2 separate regions of the Homo sapiens genome follow, and region 2 is linked to region 1. The links are chromatin loops, found by intact Hi-C in ENCODE. Cell type or tissue: mammary epithelial cell. All regions are shown on one strand. Each heading gives the region's core, and the rest is flanking DNA. Links, peaks and the distances in the headings are about the cores only.

The links. Peaks named below come from ENCODE experiments on the same cell type or tissue, not always from the same donor. Only the 100,000 strongest peaks of a DNase experiment are listed, where the experiment ranks them.
Region 2: it touches region 1 in a loop (19-fold over the local background); 6 of 110 quality-filtered maps call a loop at or near these places.

The regions. Positions count from the first base shown.
Region 1 is chr3:100,595,787-100,611,566 of GRCh38, forward strand. ADGRG7 (adhesion G protein-coupled receptor G7) reads left to right here and starts at 13,815. Exons shown (of 16, transcript NM_032787.3): 1 at 13,815-14,185. The coding sequence starts at 14,071. RefSeq lists an enhancer at 7,333-7,602. In mammary epithelial cell, for the core only: a CTCF peak has its summit at 7,852 (motif pointing right); DNase peaks (open chromatin) are centred at 4,805, 6,885 and 7,835; H3K27ac peaks cover 3,711 bases.
Region 2 is chr3:100,788,003-100,803,782 of GRCh38, forward strand. ABI3BP (ABI family member 3 binding protein) reads right to left here. Exons shown (of 68, transcript NM_001375547.2): 52 at 8,407-8,466; 53 at 7,802-7,849; 54 at 6,921-7,001; 55 at 4,689-4,766; 56 at 1,452-1,514. LOC124906260 (a long non-coding RNA gene) reads left to right here. Exons shown (of 2, transcript XR_007095986.1): 1 at 1-1,130; 2 at 2,067-12,511. Among named protein-coding and RNA genes, the nearest start is that of TFG, 86 kb to the left of the region's middle. RefSeq lists an enhancer at 8,125-8,294 and a silencer at 10,103-10,397. In mammary epithelial cell, for the core only: a CTCF peak has its summit at 8,763 (motif pointing left); a DNase peak (open chromatin) is centred at 12,489; H3K27ac peaks cover 198 bases.

The DNA.
Region 1 (15,780 bases), core at 2,918-10,917:
GCCCACTTTTTGATGGGACTGTTTGTTTTTTTTCTTACTGATTTGTTTGAGTTTGTTGTAGATTCTGGATATTAGTCCTTTGTCAGATGTATAGATTGTGAAGATTTTCTCCCACTCTGTGGGTTGTCTGTTTACTCTGCTGACTGTTCCTTTTGCCGTGCAAAAGCTGTTTAGTTTAATTAAGTCCCAGCTATTTATCTTTGTTTTTATTGCATTTGCTTTTGGGTTCTTGGTCATGAAATTCTTGCCTAAGCCAACGTCTAGAAGGATTTTTCCAATGTTATCTTCTAGAATTTTTATAGTTTCAGGTTTTAGGTTTAAGTTCTTAATCCATCTTGAGTTGACTTTTGTATAATGTGAGAGATGAGGATCCAGTTTCATTTTCCTACATGTGTCTAGCCAATTATCCCAGCACCATTTGTTAAAAAGGGTGTCCTTTCCCCACTTTATGTTTTTGTTTGCTTTGTCAAAGATCAATTGGCTGTAAGTATTTGGGTTTATTTCTGGCTTCTCTATTCTGTTTCATTGGTCCGCGTGCCTAATTTTATACCAGTACCATACTGTTTTTGGTGACTATGGCCTTATAATATAGTTTGAAATCAGGTAGTGTGATGCCTCCAGATTTGTTCTATTTGCTTAGTCTTGCTTTGGCTATGCAGGCTCTTTTTTGGTTCCATATGAATTTTAGAATTGTTTTTTCTAATTCTGTGAAACATGATGGTGGTATTATGATGGGGATTGCGGTGAATTTGTAGATTGCTTTTGGCAGTATGGTCATTTTTATAATATTGATTCTACCCATCCATGACCATGGGATGTGTTTCCATTTGTTTGTGTTGTCTATGATTTCTTTCAGCAGTGCTTTGTAGTTTTCCTTGCAGATGTCTTTTGCCTCCTTGGTTAGGTATATTCCTAAGTATTTTATTTTATTTTATTTTATTTTATTTTATTTTATTTGCAGCTATTGTAAAAGGGGTTGAGTTCTTGATTTGATTCTCTGCTCAGTTGCTGCTGGTGTATAGAAGAGCTACTGATTTGTGTATGTTAATCTTGTATCTGGAAACATTGCTGAATCATTCCATCAAGTCTAGGAGCTTTCTGGAGGAGTCTTTAGGGTTTTCAAGGTAAACGATCATATGGTCAGCAAACAGGGAGAGTTTGACTTGCTCTCTACCAATTTGGATGTCCTTTATTTCTTTCTCTTGTTTGATTGCTCTGGTTAGGACTTCCAGTACTGTGTTGAAGAGGAGTGGTGAGAGTGGGCATCCTTGTGTCGTTCCAGTTTTCAGAGGGAATGCTTTCAACTTTTCTCCATTCAGTATTATGTTTGCTGTGGATTTGTCATAGATGGCTTTTATTATATTGAGGTATGTTTTTTGTATGCCGATTTTGCTGAGAGTTTTAATCATAAAGGGATGCTAGATTTTGTCAAATGCTTTTTATGCATCTATCGAGATGATCATGTGATTTTTGTTTTTAATTCTGTTTATGTAGTGTATCACATTTATTGACTTGTGTATGTTAAACAACCCCTGCATCCCTGGTATGAAATCCAGTTGATCATGGTGGATTATCTTTTTAATATGCTGTTGGATTTGGTTAGCTAGTATTTTGTTAAGGATTTTTGCATCTATGTTCATCAGGTATATTGGTCTGTAGTTTTATTTTTTCATTAAGTCCTTTCTTGGTTTTGGTATTAGGGTGATACTGGCTTAATAGAATGAATTAGGGAGGATTCCCTCTTCCTCTATTTTGTGGAATAGTGTCAAAAGTATTGGTACCAGTTCTTCTTTGAATGTCTGGTAGAATTCTGCTGTGAATCCGTCTGGTCCAGGACTTTTTTTGTTGGTAATTTTAAAATTACCATTTCAATCTCACCATTTGTTATTGGGCTTTCAGGGTATCTAATTCTTCCAAATTTAAGGTAGGACGGTTGTAATTTTCCAGGAATTTATCCATCTCTTTTAGGTTTTCTAGTTTATGTGCATAAAGGTATTCTTTGCAGCCTTGAATGATCTTTTGTATTTCAGTGGTGTTAGTTATAATATCTCCCATTTCATTTCTTAATGAGGTTATTTGGATTTTCTCTCTTCCTTTCTTGGTTAATATTGCTAATGGTCTATCAATTTTATTTATCTTTTCAAAGAACCAGCTTTTTCTTTCATTTCTCTTCTGCGGTCTTTTTTAAATTTCAATTTCATTTAGTTCTGCTCTGGTCTTGGTTATGTCCTTTCTTCTGCTGGGTTTGGGTTTTGTTTGTTCTTGTTTCTCTAGTTCCTAGAGGTGTGACCTTAGAATGTCAGTTTGTGCTGTTTCAGTCTTTTTGATGTAGGTGTTTAGGGCTATGAACTTTCCTCTTAGCATGGTCTTTGCTATATCCCAGAGGTTTTGATAGGTTGTGTCATTATTGTCGTTCAGTTGGAATAATTTTTAATTTCCATCTTGATTTTGTTTTTGACCCAATGATCATCAGGAGCAGCTTATTTAATTTCCATGTATTTGCATGGTTTTGAAGGTTCCTTTTGGAGTTGATTTCCAGTTTTATTGCACTGGGATCTGAGAGAGTGCTTGATTTAATTTCAATTTTCTTAAATTTATTGAGATTCATTTTGTGGCCTATCTTATGGTTTATCTTGGAGAAAGTTCCATGCACTGTTGAATAGAATGTGTATTCTGCAGTTGTTGGATGAAATGTTCTGTATATATCTGTGAAGTCCATTTGTTCCAAGGTATAGTTTAAATCCATTGTTTCTTTGTTGACTTTTTGTCTTGATGACCTGTCCAGTGCTGTCAGTGGAGTATTGAAGTCCTCCACTATTATTGTGTTGCTGTCTGTCTCATTTCCTAGGTCTATTAGTAGTTGTTTTATGAATTTGGGAGTTCCAGTGTTAGGTGCAAATATGTTTAGGATTGTGATATTTTCCTTTTGGACAAGGCCTTTTACCGTTATATAATGTCCCTCTTTGTCTGTTTTAACTGCTGTGCTTTAAAGTTTGTTTTGTCTGATATAATAGATACCCCTGCTCACTTTTGGTGTCCATTTGCATGAAATGCCCTTTCCCACCCCTTTACTTTAAGTTTATCTGAGTCCTTATATGTTAGGTGAGTTTTCTGAAGGCAGCAGGTGGTTGGTTGGTGAGTTCTTATCCATTCTGCAGTTCTGTATCTTTTAAGTGGAGCATTTAGGCCATTCACATTCAGTGTTAGTATTGAGGTGTGAGGTACCATTGCATTAATGATGCCATTGTTGCCTGTGTACCTTGGTTTTTTGTTTTTGCTTTTAAAATTGTGTTTTTGCTTTATACGTCCTGTGTGATTTATGCTTTAAAGAGGTTCTGTTTTGATGTGTTTCCAGGATTTGTTTCAAGATTTAGAGCTCCTTTTAGCAGTTCTTGTAGTGGTGGTTTGGTAGTGGCAAATTCTCTAGGCATTTGTTTATCTGAAAAAGGCTGTGTTTTTTCTTCATATATGATGCTTAGTTTTGCTGGATATGAAATTCTTGGCTGATAATTGTTTTGTTTGTGGAGGGTGAAGATAGGGCCCTTCTAGATTGTAGGGTTTCTACCGAGAAATCTGCTGTTAATCTGACAGGTTTTCCTTTATAGTTTACCTGGTGTTTCTGTCTCACAGCTCTTAAGATTCTTTCCTTCGTCTTAACTTTAGATAACCTGATGACAATGTGCCTAGGCGATGATCTTTTTGCAATGAATTTCCCATGTGTTCTTTGTACTTCTTATATTTGGATGTCTAGGTCTCCAGCAAGGTCAGGGAAGTTTTCCTCGATTATTCCCCCAAATATATTTTCCAAACTTTTAGATTTCTCTTCTTCCTCAGGAACACTGATTTTTCTTAGGTTTGGTCGTTTAACATAATCCCAGTCTTCTTGGAGTCTTTTTTTGTATTTTCTTATTCTTTTTTCTTTGTCTTTGTTAGACTGGGTAATTTGAAGACCTGAATTTCTTTCTTCTACTTGTTCAGTTGCATTGCTGAGACTTTCCAGAGCATTTTGCATTTCTCTAAGTGTGTCCAACGTTTCCTGAAGTTTTTCTTTATGCTATCTATTTCCTTGAATATTTCTCCCTTCACTTCTTGTACCTTGTTTTTGGATTTCCTTCATTGGGCTTTTCCTTTCTCTGGTACCTCCCTAATTAGCTTAATAACTAACCTCTTGAATTCTTTCTCAGATAAATCAGGGATTTCTTCTTGGTTTGGACCCATTGTTGGTGAGCTAGTGTGATTTTTGGGGGATATTAAAGAGATTTGTTTTGTCATATTACCAGAGTTAGTTTTCTGGTTCCTTCTCATTTGGGTAGGCTCTGTCAGGGGGAAGGTCTAGGGCTGAAGGCTGTTCAGATTCTTTTGTCCCATGGGGTGTTCCCTTGATGTAGTACTCTCCCCCTTTTCCTACGGATGTGGCTTCCTGTGAGCAGAGCTGTAGTGATTGTTATCTCTCTTCTGAGTCTAGCCACCCAGCAAGTCTACCCAGCTCCAGGTTGGTACTGGGGGTTGTCTGCACAGAGTCCTGTGATGTGAACCATCTATGGGTCACTCAGCCATGGATACCCGCCCCTGTTCTGGTGGAAGTGGCAGGGGAATGAAATGGACTCTGTCAGCGTTCTTGGCTTTGGTGGTTTAATGCTCTATTTTGTGGTGGTTGGCCTCCTGCCAGCACGTGGTGCTTTCCAGAGAGCATAAGCTATGGTAGTATGGAGAGGAACTGGTGGTGGGCGGGGCCTTGTAACTCCCCAGAGTATATGCCCTTTGTCTTCAGCTACCAGGGTGTGCAGGGAAGGCCCATCAGGTTGGGGCAGGGCCAGGCATGTCTGAGCTCAGACTCTCCTTGGGCATATCTTGCTTCAGCTGCTGTGGGGAATGGGGGTGAGCTTCCCAGGTCACTGGAGTTGCGTACCTAAGAGGATTATCACTACCTCTGTTGAGTCATGCAGGTTGTCAGGGAAGTGGGGAAAGCTGGCAATCACAGGCCTCACCCAGCTCCCACGCAATCTGAAGGGCGGTCTCACTTCCACCATGAACCCCCACAAACAGCCCCGAGTCTGTGTCCAGGCAGTGGGCAAGCAGGGCTTGAGAACTTGCCCCAGGCTACCTGCCTCCCAGCTTGGAAAGAAAAGGACTTTGGTTCTTCCCCTGCTTGTGGAGTCTGCATGCCGGATTCTTGTTCTGCCCCGAGTTCTGGCCAGGAGGCTTCTTGCCTGGTTCAAATTGTTACAAAGTTTAGCTAAAGATTTCCTTCTGTTTGTGGCATTTCCCCCCACACCTCTGGCTGCCCTCTTGAAGGATCCCTGTGGTGCCAGGCAAGAGTGGCCTACTTGGGGACCCGGGAAGCTCCCAGGGCCTTTCCCGCTGCTTGCTCTACCCCTGTATTTTGCTTGGCTCTCTAAATTGACTCAGCTTCAGGCAAGGTCAGAAACTTCTCCTGCAAACTAGACCCTTATTTTCCCCAGTGGGGGTATGTGTTCGGGAGCAGTGAATCTTCTTTTCCCACTTCGGCAGTTGGGGCACTCACAGCATTTGGGGGTCTCCTGGGTCCTGCAGGAGTAGTCTGCTTCCTTCAGAGGGTCTGTGGGTCCTCTTGGGATTCCTGGTTTGTTCTTGCAGTCGTTCTGCAGCTAAAATTCACAATACAAGCCTCTGCACACTGCTCTGTCTGTACAAGTCAGAGCTGTAAGCTAGTCCTGTCTCCTGTCCGCCATGATGATCAGAAACTCCCACCCTTTTACTTCTTAATAGTACTATGGCCTGTAAGATGCAGTGGAGGCGAGGTCTGCAGTTGCTTCTTAGCGACTGGATTATGCTCCTTTCTTGGGGGAGTGCATGTGGAGCCTGACTTCCTCTGCTGCCCCAGCTACAGCTGTTAATTGATTTCATTCTTTTTTTATGGCCCAATAGTATTCCATTGTGCATATCTACCACATTTTCTTCATCCATTCATCTGTTGATGGACAGTTAGGTTGATTCCATATCATGGCTATCATGAATAGTGCTGCAATAATCATGGGTGATTTCTCTGACCAAGAGAATATGGTAGAAGTGACACTGAACAAGTTCTGGTTGTAGAATGTAATGCCCAACCTTGTTTTTACTAACGCTGTTTTTAGACTCTCCCTTTCCTTTAATCACCTAGCCTTGTTTCCACCTGAATTGACTCTCCTTTAGCTAAGAGAGCCAGACAGACTCCATCTTGGCTCTTTCACTCGCAGCCCCTTCCTCAAGGACTTAACTTGTGCAAGCTGACTCCCAGCACATCCAAGAATGCAATTAACTGATAAGATACTGTGGCAAGCTATATCCGCAGTTCCCAGGAATTCGTCCGATTGATAATGCCCCAAGCCCCGCGTCTATCATCTTGTAATAGTCTTAAAGCTCCTGCACCTGGAACTGTTTACCTTCCTGTAACCATTTATCCTTTTAACTTTTTTGCCTACTTTACTTCTGTAAAATTGTTTTAACTAGACCGCTCCTCCCCTTTCTAAACCAAAGTATAAAAGAAAATCTAGCCCCTTCTTCGGGGCCAAGAGAACTTTGAGCATTAGCCGTCTCTTGGCCGCCGGCTAAATAAACGGACTCTTAATTCATCTCAAATTGTGGTGTTTTCTCTAACTCGCTCAGGTACAACAGACTGCCAGAGGTCTTATTTTCCACTGTTGCTGTCTTAGAATTCAACTGCTATGTGAAGAAGCAAGGTTATTCTGTTGAGGAGGCTTCAGGAAGAAAGAGGCCCTAGCGGAGAAAAGACTATGAGGTAAAGAAAGGTCCAGCTGACTTAGCCTTTCTAATCAACTAGCTAAGACCCAGACAGGTGAGAAAGGCCAACTTGGATTCTCCAGCTCCAGCTGAGCTTCCAGATGACTCAGCTAAATAAACATGAGGAACAAAGCTATCTCTGCAGAGTCCTGCCCAAATTGCATGGTCATAAGCAAATGAATGGTGATTGTATCTTAAATCCCTAAGTTTTGAGGTGACCTGTTGCGTAGCAATAAATAACTTACACTGATCATTTCATTAAATAATTATACTTTACTAAATGGAAAGAATTAGGATCCAGAATATTATCTTGTCAACATGTAAAGGATAGTGCTGTTTCACACAGGACATTGCAAATTTCAACCCATCTTGCTCAGATCAGCTTATGACTTCCTACTACTATTTTTAGGACTAGTGTTTATACGGGACTATTTCTCAGATGATTCTCTTGCTTAGTTACTACAAATTTGGGGTTTGCCTTTCACTTGAATTGGGCTTTCTAGAACGAAAAGAAGAAAATCAAACTATTTCCTACACTGTGCCTCTCAACTTAACCATGACTGTTTCTCTGCTCTTTTAATCTTTACTATACACCTCTGCCAACCAGCTCAGACTTTGGAGATGGAAAATGGAAGAAATAAAAGAGAAAGCGAAAAAGAAAGATAAAGGAAACGAATCTGCAGAGATAAACAGAGGAACTGATGTTCTCTAGAGCAAAATGAAGAAGTAAATTTGAAACTAAAAAAGACTTTCGGGAGTTCCTTTTCTTTCATCTTCTAGAGCACAGAGAGCTTCATTCAGGGTTACATGAATCAGAGTCCAGCATCTCCCATGGGCACATATTTTAGTTTCATGGACAATAAACTTCCACTAGTGTTAAATGAGTTACTTTCCACAAAATGATGCCTCCAGGAACCAATCAGCCCCGAAGATCCTATCTGGAACACCTGGCTCTGGGGAGAGTAGGAAGTTCCTAAGAACAAAGGGCTATAGAGAAAAGAAGATGCAAAGAAAGGTGCATGAGCCGGTGACTTCCTTTTGGCCTGGAAAAGCTTTTTGGATCCCTTTCTCCCTGCCCTCCCTTAACCACTAGGTGGAAACGGAGGGTGCTTTATTGTACAGATGTACTAAAGGATGAGTTTAAGGTTTCTCTGTTATTAGTAGCTCAGAGCTTCCAACAGTGAAGCAGCAGCAAAGGGCACTGGTGGTTTCCCAAGTGGAGACGCTCAGAGGCTCCGTCCTGAGATGGGGAAGTTGGGATTAGCCTTCATCAATGCTGCAGGAGGTATGATAAGCAGGTTTCTATGTTCTTAACTTTCCAGTGGGGTCACAGTGCAGGTTGTAGGGAAATAAAGGGGATTTCCGAGCCTCTTGACCCTTCCAGGTACAAGCTCATTAAAAACCTGCTAAAAAGAATAAGTGAATAAAATGAAACAAAAAAGAGTGGTTGTACAGACAACAGAAATATAGGCTCTTGATGAATTTTAGCAGGCTTTTCTGAAAATCTGGCTATCTTTAAGGCCATGAGTATTCCCATAAAGTAACAAATAAATGACCTATTAAACAAAATGCCATTTAATCTCTTACCATTTGCTACTTTGCTATAAACTTGATTCACTTCTTTTGGGAGAATTACCCCAGAGTAGTGGTTACCAAACTTCAGCAGACATCAACTCACTTGGAGGACTTGTTAAAACGCAGATTGCTGGGTGCCACCCCAGGATTTCAGATTCATTAGTTTTCTTATTTTGTTTAATGGATTATAATCTGTTATATGTATTATTTACTATTTTTAGGACTTACGTATAACATAATAAAATAATGTTATTTATTATAAACACTTATTATTTATAATAATGTTTATTTTTAAGCATTATTTATTTTGATGCTGAAATTGTCCACCATTTGATAATGGGGAGTCTTTTCAAGCTGGATTCTGTGTGTCCATTTGATATACACTCATTGTATCTTGCTTTCTGCACAAGATATTCCTGGCTCACCTATGACTTTCTCTGCTGCAGTCCTGGAATTAGCCATTTTCCAAGGAGCCATGTTACTCTTAGTGGAAACTTGTATTTACAAATCAAGTTCTGGGTTTTGGGTGTGCTCATTGTTAACAGGGTATCACTGCTTCCAGGCCAGAGCTAGAGAATAGGTGTATGTAAATATGTGATATATATAAAAAATATGTACAAATGTTCATGTGTGTTTATATAAACACACTTTTGTGTCTACATTTATTTATTGTTTATATATAATATATATTATTAGATATATTTAAAATATATAAAATATTCTCTTTCTCTTTGTATGTGTGTGTATATATATGTATATACATATACATATATGTATATGTATATACACGTGTATGTATATATGAGAATACATATATATATATTATGATTCATGTGGTACATTCAGTTCCAACGCAACACTATAGGTTTTTATGCTAAAGGCACAATAAAAATTATTTACTTCAAGTATTGGCAAAAGAAATAATATCACATCCCTTCCTTTGAAATACTTGAATTTGTTGTATTCGTCGTAACAGTTTTCCTCCTTTGCATGAGAAGTTCCTGACTTCATTCATGCATTTGTCTGACAGCCCTCTTTCCTGGAGGTATTGCTTCCTTCAGAATTAACGGCACGTAGCTTTTCTTTCTCTTTATTTCTGATGACCTGTTTTGAAATTCTCATGGAACTCCCATTATCTCCCCTTCCATGTTTGTAATGTCCTTCCCCTTCTCATCTATACAGGTGGGCAATGCAGCATGGGAAGTCAGAGCCAGAGCTCTGAAGGAGAAATTTGGCTCCCGGCATCCTCCTGTGCTTGCCTGTTTGATCCGTCATCCTCTTTGTAGCCAGTCTCTGAGCTCCACTAGCTCCACTACCACTGCCCATCCATGCGGGGACCCCCTTGGTTCTGTGTCTGGGCTCTGACTCCCTGTTTCAGGCGGCCACTCCGTGTGGACACCCTCCCCACTCAGCTCCGGCTCGGGCTTCCTGCACTGCATTGCTGGCCTGCCTAGATGCCCTCCTGACTGCTCTTGGTCCCTGAAGGCCACCCTCCTCTCCCTGCTCTGGCTTTGATTTTCTACCCAGGGTGCTCTCCTGCCCTGCTTGGTTGGGCTCTGTCTCTCCGTGACAGGTCACCCTCCCCTCCCCCCACCCTCATCCTATTGATGCCTTCTTTATCCTGCCTGGGCTCTGGCATCTCATGCTAGGTCTCCCTCTTATCAATGCTTGCCTGCCTGCCTGCCTGCCTGCCTGCCTGCCTTCCTTCCTTCCTTCTTTCCTTCCTTCCTTCCTTCCTTCCTTCCTTCCTTCCTTTCTTTCCTTCCTTCCTTCTTTCTCTCTCTCTCTCTCTCTCTCTCTTTCTTTCTTTCTTTCTTTCTTTCTTTCTTTCTTTCTTTCTTTCTTTCTTTCTTTCTTTCTTTCTTTCTTTTTTGAGACGGACTCTCTGTCTGTCGCCAGGCTGGAGTGTAATGGCGCCATCTCGGCTCACTGCAACCTCCGCCTCCTGGATTTAAGCAATTCTCCTGCCTCAGCCTCCCGAGTAGCTGGGATTACAGGCATGCGCCACCACACCCAGCTAATTTTTGTATTTTTAGTAGAGATGGGGTTTCGCCATGTTGGCCAGGGTGGTCTTGAACTCCTGACCTCAGGTGATCCGCCCACCTTGGCCTCCCAAAGTGCTGGGATTACAGGTGTGAGCCACTGGCCCTGGCCTATCAATGCTTTCTTTACCGCACTGGGGCTCTGACACCTACTCTGGGCCACTGCCCCACTCTACCCCTACCACAGACACCTGCCTTGTTCTTCCTCAGCTAATGACTTTAGAACTGAAATGTTCAGGAAGGGAAGGCCTCAACTGGATTGTTTAAAATATAAAGAAATGGAAGCCCCACGGTTTGCCCAGAGTCACACAGCAAATTAGTGGCAGCATCGGTACAAATCCAGTTCTCCCTGAGTGTAAGTTGGGTGAAGACACGGATCTTGTCTTTTGTTCACTACTTTATCCCCAGTGCCTAGCACAATGTCTGCATTGAGTAGAATGAAAGAATAAATGAATTATTTCCTGTTTAACTCTTTTCCTTTTCTTCTTTGTCATCTTGGTATGTGTGTATTGTATGTATGTGTAAATACTGGTGACCCTTTACACATTTGTCTCTTATCAGTAGTAATTAATGCCCTTACATAAATGTCAACATCTTAATTTCTGTGCCTAGGAATTTCTTCAATTCCATGAATTTCTGGAGTTTCTAGCTGGATAGATGGCAAGCCTTATAAACCTTGTCATGTGGCTAAGGACATGGAAGCCCTATAAAGCAGCAGTCATTACAGCATCCCAGGACTCCAGGACTTCCACCAACTGTGGAAGAGAGGATGTGTGATCACCATCAAAATTAGTTTTCTAGTCATTAGACTATAATCCCTTCAAAAGATTCAGAACCCTACAAGAGAAAAACACCATCACCAGATGGCAAACTTGAGACCCAGGATCCCTTCCTTCAGTCACACTGTTCAACTAAGACCATTCTGCAGATGACCACACAGGGCAGTGTTTCTAAAGCATGTGTTGAAGAACCCTGTCTCTGAGAGATCCTTCTTGAGAAGAGGATTCTGAGTTCAAATAACATTGAGAACATACTTGCATACATGTCTTCTCTAGCAGTTCACAATGGACATGAACATTGTGAATGCTCTAAGAAATGCTAGAGTGGAGAAAACTGTTTAACTTTGTGTTACCTGGCTTCATCCAAAGGTACTTAACCATAAAGCTCCTGTGTAGAATAATACCAGTTTCAGTCTCATTTCCTCATTCATGCAAAGGGCAAACACATTATGTTACCTGGGGCTTTTACACAGAGTGAATGAGATAAACATGTGTAAAGTATAAAGCACCATCCTTGGTATACACTACACATATGATAGGTGTTAATTCCTTTTCTTAGATTTATTTATTATTTATTGAAAACCATTGTTTTATTATTGAAAAAGTTATATATATTTATTTATAATAATAGAAAGAATACACAAGGCTAAAACTTCAAACTATAAAAGGGATATAAAATTTTAAAACTCTCTCCTACCTCAGATTCCTCAGATTCCCAAGAGGAACTTTTTCATGTACCTTTCCAGACATTTTCTGTGCATGTGTATGCAGACATATCAGAAACAGATTTTTAAAGATCTATTCCCAGTAAATGAGGTAATGGGTTTGCATTCATTTGTGTTGTACTTCTGCAGCAGTACTTCTAAGTTCTTCCATTTTGTGCTACCTCAATTTGTTTTTCTGAAATTCTTGGGAGGGGTAAAGTTAGGGCCTTATGTTTATAGCAAAACATTTATAAAGTGAATGTCACAGAGAATTGGAAACCCCCATAGTGTTTGGGGGTTAACTAAAGGTCAGTTTAAGTGTAAAGCCTTTTTTGGTAAAGCCTTGCTGAATACTTCCTGAAGGAATTAATGGGCTGGTATGTAGGTAGTAACGGGCTAGTACATAGGTTTCCAATTTATGATGGTTTTTTTCACTTCTGATTTTTCAACTTCACCATGGTGCAAAAGCAATATGCATTCAGTAGAAACCATGTTTGGGGTACCCATACAACCATTCTGTTTTTCACTTTCACTACAGTATTCAATATATCACATGGGATATTCGCCACTTTATTATAAAATAGGCTTTGTGATAGATGATTTTGCCCAATTTTATGCTATTGTATGTGTTTTGGGCACATTTAAGGTAGGCTAGCCTAAGCAAGGATGTTCAGCAGGTTAGGTGTATATTTAATGCGTTTTGACTTAAGATATTTTTTAACTTAAGGTGGATTTATTGGGATGTAATCTTATTGTAAGTCAAGGAGCACCTGCACTCCATAATAATTAAATATGATGATCTTTTATTTTAGCAGTTATGACTTGCCTTATAGGTGGCTATATCTAGGTATCTCACCCCTGAGAAATTATGAGTTCTTTGAGGACCCTGTTCATGTCTTGTACCAATTCAAACACATTAAAGGCATTTAATATGGATTTGATGAAGCAAGGGAGTGTCCAGAGAAGACCAGAGCATCTGTTCTCTCTACCAAAACAAAACTGTGATTGAGGAGGTGAATGTTCATGTATCTGTTCTTCCCTGTAAGGGTAGAGGGTAGGGAAGGAGAACATGGGAGCCTGGGCAGGAGAGGGTCAGAGCTGCATCTATAGAGAGACACCAGTTTGTAGTTACTCTGATGATGTATTAGTTTCCCAGGGCTGCTCTAATAAAGTACCACAAACTGGGTGGCTTAAACAACATAAATTTGTTGTCTTACAGTTTGGGTGGCTAGAAGTCAAGTCAAGGTGTCAGCAGAGCCAGTTCCTTCTGAGGACTCTCTCTTGTAGATGGCCGTCTTCTCTCTCTGTCTCTTCAGATCATCTTTCTGTATTCATGTCTGTGTTCAGATTTCTTCTTCTTATGAGGACACCAGCCATATTGATTAGTGACCACCCTAACAAACTCGTTTTAACTCGATCACCTCTGCAGTAACCACATCTCCATGTGAGGCCTCATTCTGAGGTACCGAAGGTTAGGACTCCAACATATGAATGTTGGAGGGGACACAATTCAGCCCATAGCAGGTGGGTTATCATGCTGGGCTTTAGTGCTTGTCAAGACCCAGCCTGTGCCAGTATGCACACTCACCAACTGCATCTGTCAAAATGTAGGCTCCTTAAAGAAATGCAAGCGCTAAAAACCATGTGTGGTGATTGCCATTTATCCTCTTATTGACAACCTAGTTCATTTCCCCGAGAGAGTGTTTTGTGTGGTCTGAAGCACCTGCCAGTCTATCTCTGCTGTACCCTCCCAAGACAAAAATACAGGAAGCCGAGCCATAGGTGACTACTGGCAACCACTGCCTTTGTGATTTCCTCTTTGGTTTCTTCTATTTTGTTCCCTTCCTTCACTCTGTGGCTTGTCTGGGCATTCACTCTTTGACCCTTGTGGCTAGTCCCTCCCCTTCTTCTTTATTGCCCTGAGTTATCTCCCTATTCCCATAACTCTAATCACTTTTTTCATGTTCTCCTTGAGTGAAGGATGAGGAAATTGAAAGCAGAGTATGCACCTTTTATTAGGAGATTCAAACTGCATCCTACTGGATTAGCCTCAAAAGTCCTAAAATACAAAGACATCCATCTGACAGATCACTGAGGGGAGGACTTGTTTTTCTGTTTTAGAATAGTTTCCGATTAAACTTTTTAGCTCAAGAAGAAAAGAAGCTAGTTATTTCTCACCCAGGAGTGGATTTGTGGTTTGGCTTCACCATGGCTTCCTGCCGTGCCTGGAACCTTAGGGTGCTGGTGGCTGTCGTGTGTGGACTACTGACTGGCATCATTTTGGGACTGGGCATCTGGAGGATTGTGATCAGGATCCAAAGAGGTAATGTTGTCCTGCTATGTTTAACTCAGAGTAAGAGAAGGTATGGGACCTCTGTCCCTGCCACCTGGTGCACAAGTACTGGGAGGTACCTTGTCCAGTCTGAGGCATTCCACCAAGGTGCCATTTATGGGATATAAAAGACCAAGTCAGTTAAGCCTAGCAGATGGTTGAATAGAAATGAATAGGTGTGGGTGTGAGTGGGCAGGGGGAAGAGTGACATAATTGAATTGGCCTCTTTATGCTCTTTTAACTCCAGACTGAATTGGTAGAAGAGTAATAATTAAAACGATTAGTAACACACATTTAGGTCTGTTTGGCTAAATTCAGGAAAGGGTAAATCGTTATGAACAAGGACACACACATGCATCAAACACATACACACACATGCATAACACACATACAATCAAACATACACAGAATGGAATTTCATTTTAAGAGAGAAGTTAAAGAAACTCATCACTAAGGTTTAAGTGAAATGATCTCATGGTTTGCATACAAATTTCCCACTTTCCAGATGTAGGAAACTAATCAAAAATTTAAAAACCATTTTTAAATGACTTTCCTGATTATTCAACGAACATTTGTTAGTCCCCCGCTGTGTGCCAGAGCTGGCCTGGAAAAGGAGGACGTGGGAGGGGAAGTAGTGAGTAAAACAATGATGTTAAAGAAAAGCCCGCTGGAACTCAGAACGCGAAATTTCAATGATCCTAATGCTGGATCCCTTGGGCTGTAGAGCTTCTCCGTAAAGGAATTCAATGTTGGATGGGCTACATACTCCCTTTCGTGAAAATCAGAGAAAGCTTCTAATGAAACAATAAATAAGGGTAAATAATGCCGATCGGGAAAGGCAGCAGGAGAGGCAGTATGCCCTCTGAGCAGGTAACTGGGGAGGACAGAAGGTTGGGGAGCTAGCAGGAGCATGGAGCATGGCTGCAAAGATCCAGTGTTGAAGACCAACAGAGGGATCTGACATACTGGCTGCTGATGGAGTGGTAGCTGGGGATGGATTTGTCCTCCCCCTACCCCACCGCCCTAACCAGTATTTAGAGAATACTGTATCGATAGTATTTAGAGAACTAGAATGAGAAAATTTACCAGAACAAAAATAGTAAAATTTAAACTTGGAGCAAATGTGTTTTTGTTTGTTTAAGGTTGTAAAATAGTTTCATTCAGGTTAAAAAATTATGAACTATGGATTTTACCCCATTAAGGCTGCCAAATTTATAAGACCTCATTTAAAGGACATACTTCACAAAGTTTTGTTTGTTTGTTTTTCCTTCCTTCCTTCCTTCCTTCCTTCCTTCCTTCCTTCCTTCCTTCCTTCCTTCCTTTCTTCTTTCCTTCCTTCCTTCCTTCCTCCCTTCCTTCCCCCCGTTCCTTTTTTCCTTTATGTAAGCGACATCTATTTTTAAAGGGAAATTTATGATGACTTATAAAGGACACAGTTATAGCAAAACCATTAAAAACAAGGACCAAAGTACAAAAACAACATGAGAAAGAGTGCAGGATGGGGGACAGAAAACCTGAAAGTTCAAGGCTTGGGGGGAGTTGCTGAAAATAAATACAAAATATATTCCCGAACTTTCTGAGTACTA
Region 2 (15,780 bases), core at 4,797-12,796, 190 kb after region 1:
CTGAGGTGATCACTGGGCTTCAATACTTGACTTGAAAAAGTAACTGGCAAGGGAATTTATAATCCGAAGTGGGAAAGATCTTGTTTCATTTATAGGCATTAGATACATTCCAAAATGGAACTGAAGAAAGATCAGGACTACATATGTCTAATGAAAAACCAAAATCTGAAATGTATTTGTCAAGGCCTCCATTCATAAGTTGGAGTCTTTCCACATCCTTTTGTGGGAATCCCTAGGTACAGAGGTTTCATTATACTAGTCCTTTCACAAAGTCCATTGCCAAGCACAGAACTTGATGAAACCATTTTACTTTCTTTCCTGCTTGGGAGAAAGTCATAGCCTTACCAAAGCCTTGAGAGGTGATCTATTTTATAACCCATTTAGAAGATTCTTTAAGGAGGAGCACTAAGTGTACTGTGCTTATGTGAGAAGCTCTGGAGCCATACTGCTCATCTTTTGATCCACTTTCTAGTTCCTCTGTGTGCCTCAGCTTCCTCAACTGTACCTCACAGGGCACATGGCCAGTGCTCGGTCATTATTAGCCATGATTGTTACTACTTAGTTTTTAGAAATGTTTAATATAACCAGTCTCACATTAAGCTCTCAACACCTATCATGACACACAAAGTCAGAGAGAAATACACATGGTTATAGAAGATTTCTGTGCCCAATTATCTTTAGAAGTTGGAAAATTATAACAAAATATATGGACTCTACATAAACCAAATAATATAAAATTATTGTTATAAAGATGCATTCCCCGAGAACATTCATTCGTAGCAGGTTTCATCATTTGGAACTTTAAGAGTCCTTAGAATCACAAAGAAAAAGAAAATGAAACACCAGTGTGTGGTCCAACTTGTGCCTCAGCATAAGAGTGATTTACATGAACTAGATCAACCCCTGCAAGTTAACTTTTTTTCTGAACAAGCTCCAATGAGGGTAATCCTAGGACCTTTGGAGAATTTAGTAAATTTAACGTATTTCCCAATATATAACTATTTTTGCTGTTTATAACTTGTGATATTTTTATTCTCTGAAGGAATCAAGTAAAAATGTTCTCCCAGAACAAGAGCTTTCCTGTGCTGAAAAGAGACCCTCTTTTCTTCAGAGAGAAAGAATATCTGAAAGTAAGTATTAAATAATAACATGTCATAGCTAACTCTATGCAACCTCTTTGTCAGGAAAATTGTCCAACACTATTTTTAAATACTTTTAAATCAATAAAATTTCATAGTGATCTCTGCATCTGATTATCCTCAAAATCCTTAGTCAAGTCTTGTCACATTTATGGATTCATCAATACCTTTCCACTTATCCACACAGATCAGAGTCTCTGTACATCTCTTATTGCAATGTAAGGGTTCCCCTTTGGTGTATTTGGCTATTTCAGTCCATTTCATATCTTCCCCTGCCTGCTGATTATTTAAGTCATCAGAGAAACAACTTACCAGGTCTGATGTGTGGCTTGTCAGATGTTCTGGGCCTCACAGTAGTATAAAATCTGTGTGGCGCTGAAACAGAGGAACACTTTATATTTAATAACCAACAGACCAAAGCCTCCTGAATGGAGATTTAGCATCCTAGGGACCAACAACTCATACACTTTGCATGGACGTATAAAGAAGGTTCAGAAAATTCCCATTATGCATTATAGACTTCACGCTAAAGGAAAATAAAACAAAGAAAATATACATGACTGAAAATTAAAGATGCACATAGAATGAGGTAGTTCATTTGTAAGATGTGTTAAGGATTAGTCATCATTTTGTCCCTATTTTTCAAGAGCATTCATTTTACCAGATGTTTGCTTAGCATGATAAACCCATAAGCCATCCATCTGTCTGTTCATCTGTCCATCCATCCATCCATCTAATCTCTCAGTGAAGAGTCATTGTGAAATATTATTTTGCTAAAGAAGTCAAGCAATCTTAAAGGTAAAAAGAGATTGAATGTTTAGGTAGGTAAAGAAGAAAGAGTAGGAGTATATGGTCTCTATCAAATGGTCTTTGCTCATGAACCTGAAACAAGTAAGTATTCACTCAGTGTCATCCATAATGCTGTAGAAATGACAGAAAATGACATCTGGTGCCCTGCCTATCAAAAGAGGACAAGCAAGGAGCAAGAACTCAGATAATCCCTGGGCCAATTATCCAGGACCTGCACAGAAAGGCATCCTAATGAAGACTTGCTGAAGGAATGAATAAGTGGGTGACCATTGTATGCAGGCAAACTTGTGAGAACCTGCTGAGATATTAATGCATCCTAAGGTTTTAAGGTAAGCATTCATCCTGGAATTCATCTATTCCATGCTGCTTCTCCTGTCCCCACTTCCCTATCACATACTGCCTCCTGCCACCAGCTTTCTTGGTAATGTTTTTGGAAAAATTTTTTCTTGCAAACTTTGTAAGTAGATTACATCATTTTAATGATTTTATTCACATATTGAGTGGATATTTATATAGCCATAAATCAGCAATGCCTTGCCTACTAAGTTAAAAAAGTATGCCTGTGAAATTGGTTATAATGTAGCTCATTTATAAACTTCCAATGTAAAGACTGTGATGAGCAGAATTTTGCCATACTTCAAACCAACAACAGCGGACACACACTGAAATTCTCTATAGGTTTATTTTGGGCCTTCCCAAGTATAATAACCATAAAAATTAATTCTCACAGACCCTAAAGTGCCTGATGATTATTTGCAATTTTTTTCTTCCAAGTTTGAGATGGTGGGATTCCCTGTTAATTTAGCCTATTTCTTCTTTCCACATAAATCCCTTTGAATGTTAGGTTGCTTCTGCTTAAAAAAGATAAGAATCATAGTTCTTGTCTCATTCTAGAATATGTATAAATTTTAAGACTTTGGACAGGAAAGAGATTGAGAGTAGACCACAGAAATAATCAGCACTACATGATTTCAAAGCCATGGCATCTGAATTTTTGTTTTAGTTTTCTCCATAGTCTTCATTTAAGTCTAGAAAGAATTTTTTTATAAAAGAGCTTAAATATAATTTAAGTTTAGGTTGTAACTTACTCATATAGCTCATCACCAAACAATATATGGCCTTGAGGGTTTCAATTTTAAACATAGTACAAGAGCTAAGGATATAAGAAAAAAGTCAGCATGTACAAATATGTTAAGACAATTTATATAATGATATGAGATCATGGATATACTCCCAATAACAGGTGAAATTTATATTTAATACAATATTTTGAAGGAATTTGATTAAAATTCCATATATACTAGTAATGGTGACACAATATTCTCTTTAAAGTAGGAAAAGGCAAAACGAGGAAAGAACAGGCCTGTGATCTTTTATCCTCATTCTGAAATCCTTAAATCTCTAAAAAGCTGAAATCTTTCTCATTTGGCAACACAACCTGTGTGGAATGAAAGTCTTTATTTATCCTGCTTGTTGTAAATATTTATGTATTTTGTGGTAAAAACAGATTGATTATGAGAATCCAGCTATCTTCTCTTAAGCCAGAAATTAAAGAGATTTGCAAAAACATGAAATAATAAACATACAGAAATCAGGGTGGAATAGGGATGTATCACAACGGAACATCTGTTCATTGCTGAGGCTGGTAATAGAGATGTGAGAGGGCTGTCAATATGTTATACTTCAGACTTCTGTGTGTAATTATAAATTAACAGCAAATAAAAATTAAATGAAGTAATTGAATAAAAGTTTAAAACGTAACAAAAAGTTAAACCAAACAAACAATAAAAAAGATTTAGAAAATTTAGAGGAACTGCCCTTTACTATAGTCTTTCTTAGTCACGTTTACTTGTAATAAATATTGCCCCAGTGACACATGTACTTTAAAATGAGATTTCTTTCATTATCATTTCCTCTTATTATCAAACTTCTCCCACCAACTTTCCCCCTCAAATTAGAACTCATAATGGGCAACATACATTTATTTGTGTTCTAACTCCCTAAATGTTTGCTGGTTTTGGTCTTATTTTTGGCTTTCTACCATCTGATAGAGGCAGAGATGGGCAAAAGGGGTATTAGCAGTCCACAAGTGTTATAACCTAAGTAGGATAGTAGGATAGAAAAGTGTAAAGAGGAAAAGACTTCTGAGTGCATGAAGATGAGATAGAGCTTTGTGTAGGCGAGTTCACTTCCCCAAAAGCAGAAAATCACAGAGAAGAAATAAAAAGTAGGAAATCACTTCTCTGGATGTTTAAATATTGTCATAATTTTGAAAAATGATTTTTCTTTTTAATAGCTTTTTTCTTATTAATGTATTTCATCAAATGGGGGAAGATTGGAGAAAGTGAGAAAAGGAGAGAAGAGAAGGAGGAGGACCAGGAGGAAGTTAGAGAGGGAGCAGGAAGAGGAAGACAACAGTTATTATTTATCAGATATGGAAAACGAGGCAAATGAAGGTCAAATGTGTGGAAAAAATGGGATCTTCCACTCTTAGTTATAAGCATCAAGTAGTCAACAATACATTAAAAAAAGTAAGTGCCAGTGAAAGAACTGGTCTTGCCTACATTCAATTGATATTCATATGAGTATTCAGATTTGGCTGATTTCTTTCACCTATAAAATGACAAAAAAAGTCAAGTAATCCACTGTGTTGAGAAATGACATTCTGAAAGAAAATTTCTTTCCTGATTAAAAGCAAATAAGGAAAAGTTATTCTCCAGAGGTAGGGGAGAGGATTACCCTGAGTTGTCTTTGCTAGTTCAGTTGTTCGTGGAATCTTAGTTGTGAAAGGTTCTTGGGTGGATTGGTCTGTTTCTTCTAGAGAAAACACAGTAAGATTGCTTGTTTTAAATAATTAACATTATGAATATGACCAAAAAAACCCATACTCTTTTCTGTCCCATGCAATAATAAAAGGATAAGTTGCATTTAGAAATACACTCAGTAATCACAATAATTCAAAGTTAGTGGTACATTTTAATAACTCTCATTTATGATATCTGCTGTTTTACACTATTATTTTAATGATTGTTATAAGGATTTCCAAAAGCTTTTAGCTCAGGATCATTGTATCATTAATCTAGTTGTGGCTATTCTTGGATATGGCTCATGTATGAAAGTCTCCTAGTTGCCTCGATGTATTTATCTCCTTCATGTTTCTTTCCTGCCCATAAATCTCACATGTTATTTTGATGAGCTGGAAAGGAAGTATATCATATGAAAAGATGTATATTTACATCACATAAAACAAATATTCTATTTTTCTCATGTGAAAATCAGAGCGTATGTTTGACATACAAACACAATCCTCTTGACAAAATAAAAAAAATACATACAGCAATACTCCCATTCCCATGTTACCTTGAAATCATATATTATATAGACACAGCAAATTACACTGTTCACTTTGCCCATATTGGATCCAAGGAAATACTTGGTATAAATGATACACTGCTATCTTTTTGTTTTCTGTCCTGCTTTTGTATTCTCTTGATTCTGCTCAAGAAATACACTTGTGATAATTGACAGGCAATGGTTCTGATGTGAATAAACCAAGACACATTAGAAAAATAGGGAGTAGAAGTTAAATAATTAGCATATTCAGTAGTGGTTTTTGAAAAGTACTTTTAACTTTGCCATCATGGGCACTATTGATTTTGCAGAAATAAGCTAGATTAGATGAATATTTGATTAGAATATATTTGCTCAATTTTAATTTTTCTTCCAAAAGGATTTTATTTTAAAATGTGATCAGTAACTTTATTTCAGTAGATACCCACAAAGGATGGATTATTAGAAAAGGAATGAAGGGAGACAAATAGGGCCACTGACTTAAACAAAGCCATATGGGATGCAATGTAGACAGGAGAGAGGAGCCAACAAACACAAGCCAGAACTTTAGCTTTTTGGTTCATTTTCAACCAAGAGGCAGGCAAACTGGAGTTTCCCACACAGCACATTTGTGTTGAACTCCTTGAAAGCATGTTCAGCTCATCCCAGTGGACCTTTCCAACTTACCCATCCTTGTTTCTCCAGGCAACTACCTGCTTATCAGTTTAGTCTAACTGTCATTCCTTGCCCTGTGCCTCTTTCCCATCTGTCCGTAACTTCAAAGAACCATTTGCATCTTTGACTGGTCAACTTTCATTCCAACTTGAAGACCCAGTGTAAATGACCCTAATCTGAGAGGCCTTTCCTTATTTCTCCAGGTAGTTTGTTTGTTCAACATGTTGCTCTTTTCTCTATCACACTCATTGTAATTAGTATAACATTGATGTTAATCCTAGGCACCCTGTCGGCTGAGTGTGTAGATTCTAATCCTGGCTCTGACACCAGCTGTTTCACCTTGGCCAAACTTTTAAACCCTCTACGCCTCAATTTTCTAATCTGTAAAATGGAACAAGTAATAGAACTTACTTCACAGAGTTACATGGTTTACATTTTAAAAAGGCATGTAGTGTATTGGGTGGCACAGAGGCTGCAGTATTATAACCAAGTCCTGTCTTCATATTAGAGGGTGAGCCCTCTAGTGTAAGGACTCCTCTTTAAAAGTTTCTTGTTAGAACTGCATCACCTAACAGTGCACCCAGTAAAGGCTTAATAAATACTAGATAAGTAATTTTTCTTCCCAAATGCAGTTTAAAATACAGAAAAAGCAACAAAAAAGAACAGCATTGATTTAGGAACATTTTTCTTTTTAGAATACTTAAAATTCTTAAGTATTCTAAATCACACTTAATCACCAGAGCCAATTTAACACATCTTAGATGTGTTAAAACATTCTCATTTTATATTGAAAATCAGCATAAATATTAGGACAAATACACAGTTAATGTAAAAGTATTGAGTGAAATGGATTTTTAAATAACCTATTATTTAGAAAAAATCTGTGAACATAATGTATTATGGTTACTTTAAGGGAAATTCCTAAAAGGCAAGCTCTCTTTGAACAAATATTAAAACGAAATTTACCCAGAGTGGTCTGTAGTTCCTCTTGACTAGGACTTGGGGAAATCATGGGTATAAAAGGGATGCCTCGTGTCTCTAGAGGAGCTGCAAAAAGAAAAGGACCAAGGTTGTAAATTTTTAGATTCAAAGCCAGCACCAGACCAGATTGGTATTACATGAAATTCCTTCATTTGAAGTAGAAAAAGGAAAGAAGAAAGTTAAGTGTGCACACGACTTTCAGAAAAATGACTGCGGAATATTAGAAAAATGGTTCTCAACTGTTTTTCCACCAGGACACATACTACATGACATTCTGTTCTTGAACCAATCCATCAGAATGGCTGGTTGAGATGGGGTGTGGGTTAGACACAGTCCTGGACTATTGGCTGTAGCTCTGTCCCTCTCTCCCCCGTTCAAGAGAGCATGCATGATTACCAAATGAGTGAGAATATCATCATTGTTGGTATCATCTCCTTGAGTCTGCTTGAGTAGACTCAAGTAACAAATCACTGGGAATTTTCAGTATTTTGACCAATATTGATAATTACTTGCAGTATCTTTCAAACTTACCACATACTAGTATGTTACATTACAGCTGAGAACCACTAAACCAATGGAAATTGTTAAATGGGCACCATTAGTAAACATACTGGACTCATTTTGAAACATGGAGATAGATGAAGTAAATGAAGATGTATTCAGTAATGTCTTAAGGTGGTCTTCAAAGCAAACCCATTACAACACTGAAATAATTGCTTTTCTGTTTTGGAAAGAGTAATAATAATGAGAATGAAATGATGAATGGATTGAGAAGAAATGATGTTTCAACAGGATCATTTGAGAAAGGCCTGCAATCTTGATGGTAGCAAAGAAAACAGAGTTGGTCAATATGGGAAAACCATTACCTATTGTTGTCTTTGGTGGCTCAAATCTAAAGGTAACAGGCTGCAGAACTATGCCAAAAGCAAGCCAAAGGAACATATTTATGAGAATTACTACCTGGCAAAGTCAAAATAGTTTCCTTATTTTTTAGATGCATTGATTTAATAATTTAAATGTTCTCTAAGAATTGTAATAAATAAGAGAAAATTCTTCACATTAGATGCCAATCAGAGAACTTAGTTTAACTAAAACTTTGAAGTTCTCATTCACTGTCACTTTGGGGAAAATTTCGAGTAGGCACCCACTTTTTTTTACTTAAAAGTACATCCATAGTTGTAATGTAGCTACATTTACATTTTGAAAGGATATAAGCGTTGGCTTAGTTAACAATGATATTTATAATTTTAGCGTGATCTACTCAATGAACCTATATACTATTCCCTCACTTCACCAAGGAAAAATATTTCAACCAGATGATTCAATTTACCCACAAGAAATATGCATTTTATACCCATATTTTTTCTCTAAATTTCTTCCATATCACAACCATTAAAAATATATTTACTTCAAGAATTTTTTTTTTTGAAAAATATACTTCTTAGCCAGAAGGATGAAATAATTAATTTACCAGGTTCGCTCTGAGAGACCTCAGGGTATGGTTTATGAGGAAGGAGCACATCTTTTGGAGCTGAAAGAAAAAGATTATAAAACACTGCATACTCTAAATAACCCAACTGGAGTGAGCTTAACCCACAGATATAAAAATCCCAGAAAGCATGAATGAAGCAAAAGTATTTTTACAATGGTTAATGACCAAAGTTGAGAAGATGCCTGTTTTCTTCAAAATGGAAAAATGTTACCGTGCAGGGAAGGTTCTGGTGGCAGTGAAACAGAAACGAAGTCAGTCACAGTTCATTTTGAAGTCTTCCTTGAGGAAGAGGAGGAGATAGCTAACATAATTAAACAATGAGGTAGAGCTCCCTCAAGTGGCTTTCAAAATAGAAAGTCAGTTTTTGCACAAAGTGGTTAGCTGCTGTTTGATATTCATGCTTAAAGTCCACTAACAGCAACAAAAAATATGTATCTTAGATAAAGTACAAAAGTGGCTACAAATTGGGGGAAACAATAAGAAATGGAAAAATCTTGAATATGTAAGAAGATAACACAGTCTTATTCTAAATGGCACTTACCGTTGCTGGGGGGAGAAAATGAAGCAAAAGGAATCAGCTAGTCATTAGAAGATACCACATGTAAAGTTAATGATAGTGCTTGTTACTTAGTAAATGATAGCTGTTGCCATTTTTGTCTTCTTTAGTGATGTGGCTTCCAGTATATTAGGTGTCAAGCATGCTTGACATAAGCATATGAAAACAAGACAAAAATGTCAGCTGAACAATAGGCCTACTCGTATATGCAGTGCCTGAAATCCAGTATATTTTTTAATGTTTGTGTTCTATTTTAGCAAAATTAAACAGTAGATTGGAAACTTGGTACCGTATTTCTCAGTGGGGAAAATATTAGGGTGATTTGTCTATTTGTTAGTACCAGATTTCTGCAACAAAATCTCATTCCACAAATAGTGTAAAGTACTTCAACTCAGTTTCCCCACAAACCTACCCAGGCCTACTCTCTCAATGAAAGGTTTTCCTACCACACTAAACCTTTCATACACACCAGTGTCTTTTTGTCAGGCAATGTAATTTCCTTGCATCTTATATAATGCTGGAAAAAAAATTATGATTCAGGCTAGAACTCTGCCTCAGAAGAAAGATGAAGAAACTGTTTTTTTTTTTTTTTTTTATTATGAGGTGGCCAAGCACCACTTTACCATTAGTGGAGAAATAGGTTATATAAAATGAACAATCTCTTTTTATTGTTTTTGGGAATCATGTTTAACTTGCATGCCACATCTGTTCTTAGACTAGGCTGCTAAGTATTAGTGAAATTACAATTGTGAAAACTGGTACACTGAACAGAAACTTGACTCAGAACTTTTATGAGCTAAAAGGTAACATCCAAGGGAATTTGAAAATATGGATTGTTTTCTTAAAGAAAAAAGGAAACTTTAAAAAGATTAGTGGTTGATAAGGTAGAGAAAGCCCACCACAATAGTGAACATTTTGCTTTTGCATGTGGTTTTTTTTGGGATTCAAATAGTAACATATGAGAAATTTCCAGCTGTAAATGAAACAAAATGTTTATCTTGAGGCTGAAGAAGGCACTTTGATTTAGCTCTGTGAAGGCCATGAACATTCAAAGCAGCCTTTAGTTTATAAATACTCTAATTAGTTACAGTACTACACCAAACAAAAAGGAGCTGGGATTAAGGAAAGGAGAAGCTGAGAAGAGATGTGGTACTAATAAATCCACCATACTGTAAATACATTATTCACTGCTGCTCTAGTTTACTGAGGAATTTAGGCTGGGGTAATGTGGATTCCAGCTGCTAAAATTGGCACTTTTCTTTTTAACCGTGAAGTGATGATTTAATAAACTGTCATAGCAGACTTCCTAAGCAGGTGAAATCAGTGGAAAGGAAAGAAATAGAAATATTTACAGGAAAGTAATATGAATCATTCTCCTACTTGGTCAACTACAGCTCCAAGAAATTCAAGTTGTTTTTTCTTTTTTTCCTATGTGGCATTCCTCTGTATGTTAAATTGAACAAGAGCACGGTCCCTAAAACGTACATCTTTCATGCTGGGAGAAACTCATCAATGAAAATAATGATGACAATTTTCTGAGAAAGCAGTTTTGATTTCTTTATAATAATATTTACTATTATTATAATTTTAGATTTAATTATATTAACCAACTTATACCATTTATACTAACCAATCTGTCTTTTTGAATAAAGTGTGCCACTCCAAAGAAAAGCCAACACAAGTAGGAATGCACAATGTCTGTCATAGATAAACGTAAATGAATGTGCATGAATGTTTTGATAGAGTTAGAAAATAATTAATGTGTTTGCTTTTGATAAAATTAGAATATGAAGTCTGCAATAAGGTTTACCCTGGCAATAGGCTACAAAGAGACTGATTCTCTTAAAAAAGTAAGACATATAGACTACATACCATATTCTATTCCTTTAATCTATACTCTCTATTCCTTTATTCTAACCTTGTACCATTAGGTCCAGTCTGAGTCTGAGAGGAAGCCCCGTTGGAGGCTACCTGCTGGCTTTCCCTGTGCTCTTGGGCCACCCTCCCTTCTATCTCATTTGAGGCCTTTTACTTTCCATTATTTCTGTTATATTTTTCTCTATTTGTCCATGTTTTCATTTCTCCATGTTACTTCCCCTCTACCTACAAAACAGCTCGAATGCTCTAATATCTTTAAAAAAAATCATTTCCTTGACATGGCTTCTCCTTCAAACAATCCCTCTCTCTTGCTCTCATTCCTTTAATAAAAAAACTATATATCTGCCTTGGCTTCCTCACCTTTTAGATGTATTTTCTTCATCCACTGTGGTCCAGCCTCCACTCATTTCCTGCAACAGTGCCTTCATCATATTCTTAGGTCCAGAAACTCTGAAAGCTGAGTTTTCTCTTAATCTATTCAATAGCAAAACATAACTTGTACTGATCTAAGGGCTGTTTATAGGTTTTAGTTATTCTGCTTGGGAAGACTATTCATACTGCTCACTGAATACATATTAATGTTTCTAATCAATGGTATATGTACTCACGTAAGTTTCTAAAATCTGGAAACTGCTAATTCTGAAGCATGCAGCCCAAAGGTTTCAGAGAGTGGGATTCTGGGCATGCACAGTCAAGCTGGCAGCCTCTTCTGACCCCTCTCCATCTCATTGCCACTGCAATGCCATTGCCAACCTTCTCTTCTTAGGCCTTTTCCTGCCTCATCTCCCAACTCCTTTCCTGATTCTCTCTTATCTTTTTTGACAACATCTGGAAGCTCTTTTTCCTGTGCCTACTCCTTGAATATAACTATGCTGCCTAAATATTGGATTTCCGGTTTCTTATTTTCTCCATCTATATTTTCTCCTCTATGATATTATCCAACATTTAAGAACTATCTAGATGTAAACAAACAGCTCCTAAATCTCTGCCCCAAATCCTGACTTCTGTTTAGAAGTCCAGAAAACATCTTCAACCATCAGTTAGGGTCTTCCCACTCAAAGTCCTACTGGTCCTGCAAGGCTAGCATGTACACACCCATCTTTATTCCTCTCTCTATTCCCTGTTTCAGTTAACGGCATCATTATCTACTAGTTGGCCAGTCTAGCAATAGCATTGTCACCCTTCTCTCCATAACAGCATTCAGTCATTCTCTAGGTCTTTGTAGTTCCATATCCAAAAGCATTTTCAGCATTATTCCCTTAGTTTCCTTTCTACCACAATTAGTTCAATTTCTCAGACTTATCTTTCTAGATTGTTGCAAACCTACTAAGTGATTCCTGGCTATTAATCTTTTTTTTTTTTTGCCTGTTAATATTCCATTTAAAAAAATCACAGCCATCTTTCTAAAATACAGATGTAATTATATCACTCCCATGATTACAAAAAGAAACACACACAATTTTAATGTCTCCTAATTGTCTAAAGAAAAAAAATTTGAAGTGCTTAGCATAACCTAAAAGCCTTCAAACATATGAATCCAATTTACATTAAGTCTTCATCTCTCAATAATCTCATCATATGGCCAGGAATGTAGTCATTCTGAGTCATGCTGTTTCTCAGCTATATGGAGCACGGAGTCTCACTCTGTCACCCAGGCTGGAGTGCAGTGGTGTGATCTCGGCTCACTGCAAGCTCCGCCTCCCTGGTTCATGCCATTCTCCTGCCTCAGCCTCCCTACGTAGCTGGGACTACTACAGGTGTGTGCCACCATGCCCGGCTAATTTTTTGTATGTTTTAAGTAGAGACGGGGTTTCACCATGTTAGCCAGAATGGTCTTGTTCTCCTGACCTCGTGATCCTCCCGCCTCAGCCTCCCAAAGTATTGGGATTACAGGCGTGAGCCACCACGCCCAGCCTGGAGCACTTTTTATACCTCTGAATCTTTGCTTCCTTAAAAATCATCAATAGCTACTTGCCTATTAAAATCTATCTTAAAGCTCATTTTCTTGATAATACCTTCTCTAATTCATACATTTAGAATGTATTACTTTTCTGTTATTTCATTTTTTGTTTATATCACTAACCCATTAATTACTGAGATTTGCCTTGTTTTATAGTTATTGATATTATTCCTGTTTTCTCCACTGCACTGTGTTGGGTGGTAGAGATTATATCTAATTCTTTTAATCCTGATTTTATCCCTAAGCATGGAACCAGGCAGATAAGTGGCAATCAATATTTGCTGAATTGAACATGCATTAGTGCATTTTTTTTTTTAGAGCAAATCTGGAAAAGATGGGCAATTCCCATGAACCAGCATTGTACTTTGCTAAGAAACATTTTAAAGACTCAAATTGACCTCTCCCAAAAGTCTCTAATTCTTTTCCAGGGAAATGTAAAACATTATTTAAAAATCTAGGCCAGGCATGGTGGCTTACACCTGTAGTCCCAGCTACTTGGGAGGCTGAGGCAGGAGGATCACTTCAGCCCAGGGGATCGAGGCTGCAGTGAGCTATGATTGCATCATTACACTCCAGCCTGGGCAACAGAGTGATATCCTGTCAAAAAAAAAAAAAAAGAAAAGAAAAGAAAAGAAAAAAAGATCTAAAGAATTAATTTATTAATCACATCAATGGCATATATAAGCTTAAAGAGATTTTGAGGCAAAGAGGAAGGCACTGAGTCACTAAAACTTGAGGGAAAAGCATACTGATATTTAATATATCATCAGGCAAATAAGCAAATTGCTGAAAACTCCTGATTTGAATTCTCATATTTGAGAAGACATCCATCTTGCCTCTAGGAAAATTGTTTGAAAAAAAGAAACTATTTTAACAAAGAATAAAATTACATAGTACATCCTTAAGGGGAAAAATAAGAAGCTTTAGGAAAAAATGGCAAAATGTGGAGAAGATGATAATGAAACATTGTAGAATTGTAATGATAACAGTATGATCTTAAGGAGGCAGTTCTCTACCCTGCTCATCCCAACTCCTATTTTGACAAAAAGTATAAATGGAAATAATTGTTAACTATTGTTATCTTGGCTTGCTCAATTCTAAACGTATTGTCTTCTAAGACTATATCAGAAAAAATACATTTATTAGGTGAATGTCCAATCAGGTTTCTCCCTAATAAAAATCTGGCAATATTTTAAAGTATGTAATCCAAGCAAATGATTGCTTTATGAACTGTATCATTTTAAACAATAAGGCTCAATTTTTAAGAAATATTTAGAATTAAACACTTATTTTTAATTAGTTCACAAAAAACTCCCCTTAAAACCAGTTTAACTGAAAACATAAAACTAACTACAGAAATCCTGAAGAGTGTGACTACACATAAGAATTTTCCAAAGGGAAGAGACACGTAGAACATTCATGAGGATTTGGATAGCTTGCTGAAATCTAGATTTACTTCCTGGTTTGCTCCTGATGACTGAAACCTATCCCAATGCCTGGGGGTCAGAAGGTTGACCACAAAGCCAAGACAGCTCTTGGTGTAGAAAGGAACTCATAAGGAAGACAGAACTCTGTTAAGCCAGGAACCTCCTGTTTAGACTCCAAGTTAAATATTATCTGAATTCTAAATCATTCTTCCAAGGTAGATGTGGAGAAAAGCCACTTTCATTTTGGTGTGGACATGGAGTGTGGGCCCGATTTGTCAAGATTCCTCATTAAATGTAATAGATAATTCAACTGAGTGGCTGGAAGGTTTTTTCTAAAGGCCTCACCGGATGAAGCTGGTGTTATGCCTAGGAATCTATAGAATGGAAGTGCTGTACAATGAATCTGAGACTGACTTCCTCTTTGATACAGGTCAAGAAATTGAAGTTTGTTACTTCTGATCTCTCTCAGAATACATTTTGAGATAAATGTCACAATAAAACATAACTCTGTCCTGACCTCAGCACTACCTTTTACATTTTTAGACTTTTACAGAAGAGTTTATTTCTCCAGGATACTAATATACATTAAACTACACATGTCATTTACCCTCTGTTTTTTGAAGTATAACCCACAGGACCTGGTAAACAAAGTATTGGGTTCATTAGGGTGTGAATTTGAGCCTACATAAAATCTAGAACTGTTTGAACACATCAGAATCCAATGTGTTTGAACACTTCTGAGAAAACTGAAATGTGGTAAGAGTTGCCTTATGATTATTCCTGGGGGTGCCACACCCCTGGGGCAAGGGAGAACCCTGATCATATGGCAGGGCCAACACCAGATTTAGGGACAGAAACTTAACTCTGAACATGTGGAGCTGGAGAGGTGACAGAAGACCACTAAGAGAGACCCTAGTTCTCCAGGAGGCAGTTCTCTTACTCTGCTCGTTCAAACTCTGGATAAAAAGAATAAATAGGGATAGTTGTTAACTATTTGTGTTGTTACAGGGATCAAGATCACGGGTTAGAGTTTGTATGAAAAGCAAGGTGTTGGTAGAATTAAGGCAAGTTTTTTTTTTTTTTTTCTGCCAAAAGTGGTCCGCTCTTTATAACTTAGCTGTGGGAGAACTTTTGAAGAATGTGGTTCAAGAGAAGGACTAGCTAACAGAGAAGATTTTAAAATATATACCTTAAAAATAATTTTATGATAGTAAATTCCAAAGGTATATGAAAATAGAAAAATAGTAGAATGAATTCTTAGGTACTCACCACCTGGCTTCAATAATGGCCAACTCATGCCCAGTAGGGCAAATATTAAATATTAAAAGAGGAAAAAACTTAACTATTCAATATATTGATGTAATGAGATTATACTAATATTATTTTTTATACTGAAGAGGAAAAGTAAATAAAGTCACTCAAATCTACTGTTATCTATAACAAATTAATTTCCACAATTGAAAATAAGCTGATCTTTTGCAAGTGAGATGAGGTTTTTTTCTTACTTCCTGTTTATAATATTGGCTATTGTG